Regions from separate parts of the Homo sapiens genome. Here region 1 is linked to region 2. Evidence: read pairs that join two places in POLR2A ChIA-PET (ENCODE). Cell type or tissue: PC-3. All regions are shown on one strand. Each heading gives the region's core, and the rest is flanking DNA. Links, peaks and the distances in the headings are about the cores only.

Region 1 (4,398 bases), core at 96-4,095, 51 kb after region 2:
GGTGGACATATGTGTTTGTTTTTAAAAATACTGCTTGGAATGGCCTTTGTCACCAACAAGTTATGGTAGTGCTAACTAACAGGGGGAACAGCCTGCTCTTCTTGTTTCACCTTGCAAATCTGCATCAGAAGCCTTCCTTGTTATTACAACCCTCTGAAGATCATTCAAGATACACTCTCAACTATCGTTTGTAACCTGTAGTTAGCTTTTGAATCTACACTGTGCAGATGATGCTTATCAACTGGTGGCTTTTTTTTTTTTTAAATCACATTCACTTTTAGAATGATGGACTCAAACACCATAATAGTAATGATACCTGCAGGTAACATGAATAAGCACTTACTATGTTCTAAGCCCTTTAAAAGTCACTCACAGGCAGACGTGGTGGCTCACACCTGTAATCCCAGTGCTTTGGGAGGCCGAGACAGGTGGATTGTTTGAGTTCAGGAGTTCGAGACCAGCCTGGGCAACATGGTGAAACCCTTTCTCTATTTAAAAGTAAATAAATAAATAAATAAAATAAAAGTCACTCACAAAAACCATATAAAATAATTTACAAATGAGGGCGCCGAGACTCAGAGAAGACAGTAACTTGTCCAAAGGTACAGAGTAAGTGATAATGCTGGGATGGAAGGGAGGAGTTAACTGAATAGTTATATAGCTATGGCTAAAAATTTACCTAGTACTTAACATGGCGACATATCTGTGTGTGTGTAAATGATAGTAAATGCTGGTGCTTCTCGTTCCTAGGATGGTGCTGTGAGGAGACGTGACTTGAAATGGTCCCCTTTCCTGAGGCACCCTCATGGAGCTGCCTATTGAAGTCAGTCCTTTAAAAAATATATAAACAAAGCAATTCCTTATATTCTTTCTGCAGCTACAGATCATTTACTCTGACTTTTGCAAAGCCCTTGCCCTGGCAGACAAGCCCTGGTGTTGGAATCTGCAAAGTTGATGATTAGTCGAAACAGTCTGGACTGCATCCACAGGACATCTTGTAGCACAATCAAGCGCCACTTCATCATGCCTTGTGACAGTTTTCCCGCTAAGTCTCAGTCAGGAGCAGGGAGCCAGGGAACAGCTCAGCAGCTAATTAGACAAGGCAACATACAAGGCAAGTACATGCCTTCTTCAATAGGCTGGAGTGGTGAACATGTCAAACAGATCTGTCTTGCCCTCTGTGCTTTATACCCATCACTGTACCTGGTTGAACATTAACACGTGGAAATCTGCTGATTTTTTTCCAATATCCTGGCCCATGCAGAGAAGGAACTGAAAAGGAACTGTATGTCTGAAAGGTAGTTCCATGCTTCATTATCCCTAAAGGCATCAATCTTCAACTCATTGTTAAAGAAGCATCACAAGATGTGGAAATGCAGTGTTTTGGCCTTTTAGTGTCTCTGGCTATGATTTCCTCCCTTCCTTGTGATGTTTGTTTTGAAAAAAAGTCTAAGATGTTAAAAAAAAAGAAAAGAAAAAGGTTTTCCTGTTGAGACAAAAGCCAAGAAATTGCACGTGTTTCCTTCTCTTTTGCTTCTCTGTCTCCTAAAAGATTAAGGTTAAAGAGAAAATCTGAGATTTGTGGGTGTGTTTTTCAAAAGTTTTCAAAATATAAAGGCAGATACTCCAAAAACTTTGTAAACAAATATCTGGAAATATAAAGACAATATCAAAGTATATCTAAGCATACAACAGCAGCAGCTACAACAACATAAAGATAATTATTTTACATCAGGACAAAATACATTAATTTTATATCTTTTCTTTTTTTGTTTTTTTTTTTTTTTGTTTTTTTGAGACAGGGCCTCACTCTGTTGCCTAGGTTGGAGTGCAGTGTACGATCATGGCTCACTGCAGCCTCGATCTCCTGGGATCAGGTGATTCTGCCACCTCAGCCTCTCAGGTAGCTGGGATTACAGGCATGCATCACCATGCCTGGCTAATTTTTTGTATTTTTAGTAGAGACAGAGTTTTCCCACATTGCCTGGGCTGGTCTCAAACTCATGGACTCAAGTGATTTGCTCACCGTGGCCTCCCAAAGTGCTGGGATTACAGGCATGAGCCACTGTGCCCAACCCAGAATATATTCTTGGCCACTTAAGCAATGAACCCTATACGATGTGTCATTCCCTAAAGATGTCATTATGTGTGTGGTGGTATGTGTGTTTTCATCAGAAAACCTCAAGTCAGTTACCACTAGCTGTGGTAGGAGAAGCAGAGGATGCTGAAACTTGAAGGAGACTCTCAGAGTCACCTCGTTTAATCCCTTCACAGAGGAGAAAACTGAATGCCGGAGTAGACATATTCATTGCCACTGCTCTTTCCTGGCTCAGGGCCCACTGCTCTTTCTACACCACCATGGTCTCACTCTATAGAATTTGGGGGGTAGAACCCCTTTGTCATAGGCTCAGACACTTGGGACCAAATCTACCCCAGATTTTGAGAGCTAGAAATGGTGGCTACAAGAGATCACTCCAGCCTTCTGCTTACAGTCTGTCTTTCCATTCACAATGATTTAATTGTGTATTTTTGGGTGAGATACTATCATCTTCTGATTGAGTAATTTCAGAGGAAAAAATGTATTCAGCGGTGAGTCATGATGTGCTTATGCTGATTTGTGTACCACTCCTCTGTGTAGCACAGTAGACCCTGCCAATCACAGAGCAAGGAGCAATGTGGTTACATAGGAAGCCCGGATTCAATGCTTAGTGAACATGAATACAATATAATAATAATAATAATAATAATAATAATAATAATAATAACGTGGTAGTTTGTTGTCTCTGGAGCTAAGTAGCTATTGTGATATGCCATCCAAGAATAGATTCCAAAATGTATGAGCATGACTGACAAAGGATAGTCTTCTTTTTACTCTTTTTAGCTTGGTGAATATAGTCTCCAATCAAATGATAGTATCATCAGAACAGCAGATAATGAAAACCACATTAATAATGAAAACTGGAGACTTGGATCTTAGATCCGCTTTCCTGATTAGCTAGCTATTTTTCTAGTCACCCCCAAACACTGAATCTCTTTAGGCTTCAATTCCTTCGGATATAAAAGGAGTGGACTGAAGCAGGCTTTATGTTGAAGGAAATTTCTATGCCTAATGTTGAATGATCCTGGGAGTTTAAATTTCAATATTATTGCTATGAAATATTCTTTCATTGTTTGGTTGACTTATCTTTGTATGTCTGGGATTCAACTCAATGTGGGCTAGACTCCCCACCAGGACATACTTTTTTTAAAAATAGAAGTGTACTCTAAGAAAACAAATTATAGGTTGGGCGCGGTGGCTCACGCCTGTAATCCCAGAACTTTGGGAGGCCGAGGCAGGCGGATCATGAGGTCAGGAGATCGAGACCATCCTGGCTAACATGGTGAAACCCCGTCTCTACTAAAAATAAAGAAAAATTAGCCGGGCGTGGTGGCGGGCGCCTGTAGTCCCAGCTACTCCGGAAGCTGAGGCAGGAGAAAGACGTGAACCCGGGAGGCGGAGCTTGCAGTGAGACGAGATCGCGCCACTGCACTCCAGCCTGGGCGACAGAGCGAAACTCCGTCTCAGAAAAAAAAAAAAAAAAAAAAAAAAAAAATTAGCTGAGCTTGATGGCGGGCGCCTGTAATCCCAGCTACTCGGGAGGCTAAGGCAGGAGAATCACTTGAACCCGGGAGGTGGAGGTTGCAGTAAGCCGAGATCATGCCATTGCACTCCAACCTAGGCAAGAGAGCAAGACTCCGTCTCAAAATAAATAAATAAATAAAAAATAAAAGAGAAAACAAATCAACAAATCCTAGCTTTACTGAACCTAAAGTTGTGTGCTGAATTTAGATTTAGCCAAAATGAAGGGCTGTGAGCAGAGAGTGACAGGTGAAGGCTGAGGGCTGGGGGTTGGGGGGTAGGAGAGAGATGGGAAATAAAAGCCAAGAAACCAAACTAATTACCCTCTCGGGACCTGAAAGCAGAGGTTGCACACAGGTTTTATGTTTCGGTTTTTTTGTTTGTTTTTTGGTCCACACAGTGTTCATTGGAACCATGCTGTTTAAAACAGCAAACAACAACAACAAAACCAAAATAAATTGCCAACATGGACATACCCAAATTTCTGGCTTCTCTTGAAACATCAGACAGGACCCTGGGTCCTGAATTCCAGCATGCCAGCAATCTGCTGCAGGTGTGCAGTGGCTACCACCTTTAGATGGGCTTATTGCTCTATTTTCCACAGTCCCTGCCACTCCCTACTGCCCACATTAACGCCTAGTGTCATTTGCCATTTACCACTGAATTTGGAATGTTATTTTTGTGTAGTAGAGTTAAGGTAAAAACAATCTATTTCTTACATTCAAGTCTTCATTAAAAGTGGGAAAATAAAGCTAGACTGAGTGGGATGTGTGCTTCTC
Region 2 (4,398 bases), core at 81-4,080:
CACCAGGGAATACTATGCAACCATAAAAAAGGATGAGTTCATGTCCTTTGCAGGGACGTGGATGAAGCTGGAAGTCATCATCCTCAGCAAACTAACACAGGAACAGAAAACCAACACTGCATGTTCTCACTCATAAATGGGAGTTGAACAATGAGAACACATGGACACAGGGAGGGAAACAACACACACCAGGGCATGTTGGGGGATGGGGAGTGAGGGGAGAGAACTTAGAGGACAGGTCAATAGGTGCAGCAAATCACCATGGCACATGTATATCTATGTAACAAACCTGCATGTTCTGCACATGTATCCCAGAAATTAAAGTAAGATTAAAAATCAATCAATCAATCAATCAAGTCCAAATTCATCCTTTAGCATGTGGATATTCAGTTGTCCCAACACCATTTGTTAAGACTGTCTTTTCCCCATTGAATGTTCTTTGCATGCTTGAAAATCAATTGACTATCAATGAGTAAGATTATTTCTGGACTTTCAGTTATGTTCCATTGATATATTTGCCTATCTTTTTACCAATACCACACTATTTTTATGATTGTAGATTTGTAGCAAGCTTTGAAATTGGAAAGTGTGAGCCTTCCAACTTTATTACTTTATTCCAAAATAGTTTTGTCTATCTGGGGTCCCTTGAATTTCCATATGAATTTTAGGATAATCTTGTCCATTTCCGTAAAAAGGTAGCTGGAATTCTGCTAGGGATTGCATTCAATCTGCAGATCAATTTGGGGAGTATTATCATCTTAACAATACTATCATCCAGTTCATGAATGTGAGGGCTTTCTATTTAGGTCTTTTGAATTTATTTTAATAACATTTTATAGTTTTCAATGTGCAAATATTGCACTTTTTTTAAATGTACAAGTTAAATTTATTCCTGTTTCTTTTTGATTCTATTGTAAATGGAAGTTTTCCTAATTTTGTATTTGGGTTTTTCACTGCTAGTATATAAAAATACAACAAAGTATTATAGGTTTTATCCTTTAAGTTTGTGGAACTCACTTATTAGCTTTAATTGTATTTTGGGGGGTTCTTTGAGATTTTCTTCTTCTTCTTCTTCTTTTTTTTTTTTTTTTTGAGACAGGATCTCACTCTGTCACCCAGGCTGGAATGCAGTGACATGATTACAGCTCACTGCAGCCTCGACCTCTGGGCTCAAGTGATTCTCCTGCCTCAGCCTCCCAAGTAGCTGGGACTACAGGAGTGTGCCACCACACCTGGCTATTTAAAAAAATTTTTTTTGGTGGAGATAGGGTTTTGTCAAGGCTGGCTTCTCTCTCCTGGGCTCAACCAATCCTCCCACCTTGCCTTCCCAAAGTGTTGGGATTATAGGCATGAGCCAAAATACCTGGCCAGGATTTTCTACATACAAAATTATTTCATTTGCAAATGAAGATATTTTGCTTCTTCCTTTTTAATATGAATGCCTTCTATTTCTTTTTGATGCCTAATTGCCTATCCAGAACTTCCAGTACTATGTTGAATAGAAGTGGCAAGAGTGGACATCCTTATCTTATTTCTAACCTCAGCAGGAAGTTTTTAGTCTTTCACCATTGACTATGAAGTTAGCCATGGGTTTTTCATTGAAGCCCTTTATTAGGTTAAGGAAGATGCTTTCTATTCCTAGTTTGTTGAATGTTGTTGTTGTTGTTGTTTTTTTTAACATAAAAGTCTGCTGGGTTTTGATGAATGCCTTTTCTGTGTTTATTGAGATCATCACATTTAGTTTTTCCTTTATTCTATTAATATGGTGTATTACATTGATTGATTTTCATATTGAACCATCTTTGCATTTGGGGAATAAATTCCATTTGATTGTGGTGTATAGTCCGTTCAATATGCTGCTGGATTCAGTTTGCTATTATTTTGTTGATGATTTTGCATCTGTAGTAATAAGGGATATTGGTCTGTAGCTTTTTTCTCTTGTGATGTCTTTGCCTGGCTTTAGTATCAGGGTAACAGTGGCCTCATAGAGTAAGTCGGGAAGTGATTCTTCCTCCTCTATTTTTGGCAAGTGTTTGAGAAGAATTGCTACTAATTCTGCTTTAAAGGTTTGGTAGCATTCACCAGTGAAACACTCTGGGATTGAGCTTTTCTTTGTTGGAAGTTTTTCAATTGATGACTCTATCTGTTTATTTAGTATAGTTCTGCTCAGATTTTCTATTTCTTCAAGAGTCAGTTTCGATAGTTCGTGTGTTTCTAAGAATTTGTTCATTTCACCTAGATCAACTAATTTGTTGGTATGCAATTGCTCATAATATTCCTTTATGATCTTTCTATTTTTATAAGATTAGTAGTGAAGTCCCCTCTTTCATTCTTGATTTTAGTAATTTCAGTCTCCTCTTTTTCACTTGTCAGTTTAACTAAAGGTTTGACAACTTTGTTGATCTTTTCAAAGAACTAATTTTAGGCTTTGCTGATTTTCTTTATTATTTATATATTTGCTATTTTGGTTATCTCTGCTGTACTCTTTATTATTTCCTTCTTTCTCTGGATTTAGTTTGCTTCTCTTTTTCTAGTTTCCTTTTTTTTTTTTTTTTGAGATGGAATTTTGCTATTGTTGCCCAGGCTGGAGTGTAGTAGCACAGTCTCGGCTCACTGCAACCTCTGCCTCCTGGGTTCAAGCGATTCTCCTGCCTCGGCCTCCTGAGTAGCTGGGATTATAGCCGTGTGTCACCACACCCGGCTAATTTTTGTAGTTTTAGTAGAGATGGGGTTTTACCATGTTAGCCAGGCTGGTCTCGAACTCCTGGCCTCATGATCCACCCACCTCGGCTACCCAAAGTGCTGGGATTAAAGGCATGAGCCACCGTGCCTGGGGTCTAGTTTCTTAAGCTTAAAGATTAGGCTGGGTGTGGTGGGTCACCCCTGTAATCTCAGCACTTTGGGAGGCTGAGGCAGGTGGATTGCTTGAGCTCAGGAGTTCAAGACCAGACTGGGAAACATGGTAAAACTGCATCTCTACAAAAAATACAAAAATTAGCTGGATGTGGTAGCATGCACCTGTAGTCCCAGCTATTTGGGATGCTGCATAAGGAGGGTGGCTTGAGCCTGGGATGTCTAGGCTGCAGTGAGCCATGTTGCCACCACTGCACTCCGGTCTGGGAAACAGAGTGAGACCCTGTCTCAAAAAAAGAAAATAAAAAATTTAGTTATTTATTTGAGGTCTTTCTTCTTTTATAATGCAGGCATTTACAGCTATACATTTCTTCTTGAGCAATGATTTCACTGCATCCCATAAATTTCCCTAGTGATTTTTTTTTGACCCATTAGTTATTTAGGAATATGTTCTTAATTTCCATATATTTGTGAATTTTCCAAATTTCCTCTGTTACTGATTTCTGATTTCATTCCATTGGTTTCAAAGAACATACTTTTTATGATATCAATCTTTTAAAATTTAATGAGATTTGTTTCATGTCCTAACATACTATCTTAGAAAATGTTCCAGGTGCAGTTGAGAAAAATGTGTATTGTGCTGTTGTTAGGCAGACTGTTCTATAGAAGGCTGTTAGTCTAGTTGGTTTATAGTGTTTCTCAATTCTTCTATTTCCTTGCTGATATTTTTTTCAGTTGCTTTATCAGTTATTGAAAGTGGGCTACTGACGTCTCCAACTACTGTCCTTGCATTGTCTATTTCTTCCTTCAGTTCTGTCAGTTTTTGCTTCATGTATTTTAGGGCTCCATTGTAAACTGCATATATGTTTATAACTATTATTTTTTGATGGATGAACCATTTTATCATATAATATCCTTTTTGTTTCTCATAATCTTTTTTGTTTTAAGGTGTATTGTCTCATTAGTGTAGCCACTCCAATTCTTTTTCGGTTTCTGTTAGTATGGAATATCTTTTTTTTTTTTTTAAATCTTTTACTTTTAATTTCTTTGAGTCTTTGAATCTACAGTGAGTCTCTTATAAGCAGCATGTAGTGGGACCATTTAAAAAAATCTGTTCTGCCAATCTATATCTTTTAATTGGAGAGTTTAATCTGTTTTCATTTAATGTAATTACTGATAAGGGAGGACTTAATGCTCCTATTTCACTATTTTTTAATGTCTCATATCCATTATTCCCTTTCAATTCCTCCATTACTGGCTTCTTTTGTGTTAAAAAGGTATTTTGTAGTGGACCATTTTAATTCTCTTTTTGGTTCCTTCACTAATGTTTTTTTTTCTCTTTTTTGAGTTATTTCTTAATGATCACCCCTGGGATTATAATTAACATTTTAATTTATAACAATCTGATTTAGATTAATACCAACTTAGTTCCAATAATTTACAAAAATGTTGCTCCTCTATGTCTCCATTTACTTTCCTCTTTATAGTATTATTGCCACAAATTACGTTTGTACATTGTGTGGCCATTAATCTAGATTTATAATT

The links. Peaks named below come from ENCODE experiments on the same cell type or tissue, not always from the same donor. Only the 100,000 strongest peaks of a DNase experiment are listed, where the experiment ranks them.
Region 1: POLR2A ChIA-PET joins it to region 2 with 5 read pairs; 3 of 35 experiments call an interaction of 5 or more read pairs at or near these places.

Annotation. Positions count from the first base shown.
Region 1 is chr10:62,993,744-62,998,141 of GRCh38, reverse strand. No RefSeq gene overlaps it. Among named protein-coding and RNA genes, the nearest start is that of NRBF2, 140 kb to the left of the region's middle. In PC-3, for the core only: no CTCF peak of the experiment used is centred there; DNase peaks (open chromatin) are centred at 2,121 and 2,601; H3K4me3 peaks cover 348 bases; H3K27ac peaks cover 1,672 bases.
Region 2 is chr10:63,045,139-63,049,536 of GRCh38, reverse strand. No RefSeq gene overlaps it. Among named protein-coding and RNA genes, the nearest start is that of NRBF2, 86 kb to the left of the region's middle. In PC-3, for the core only: no CTCF peak of the experiment used is centred there; no DNase peak of the experiment used is centred there.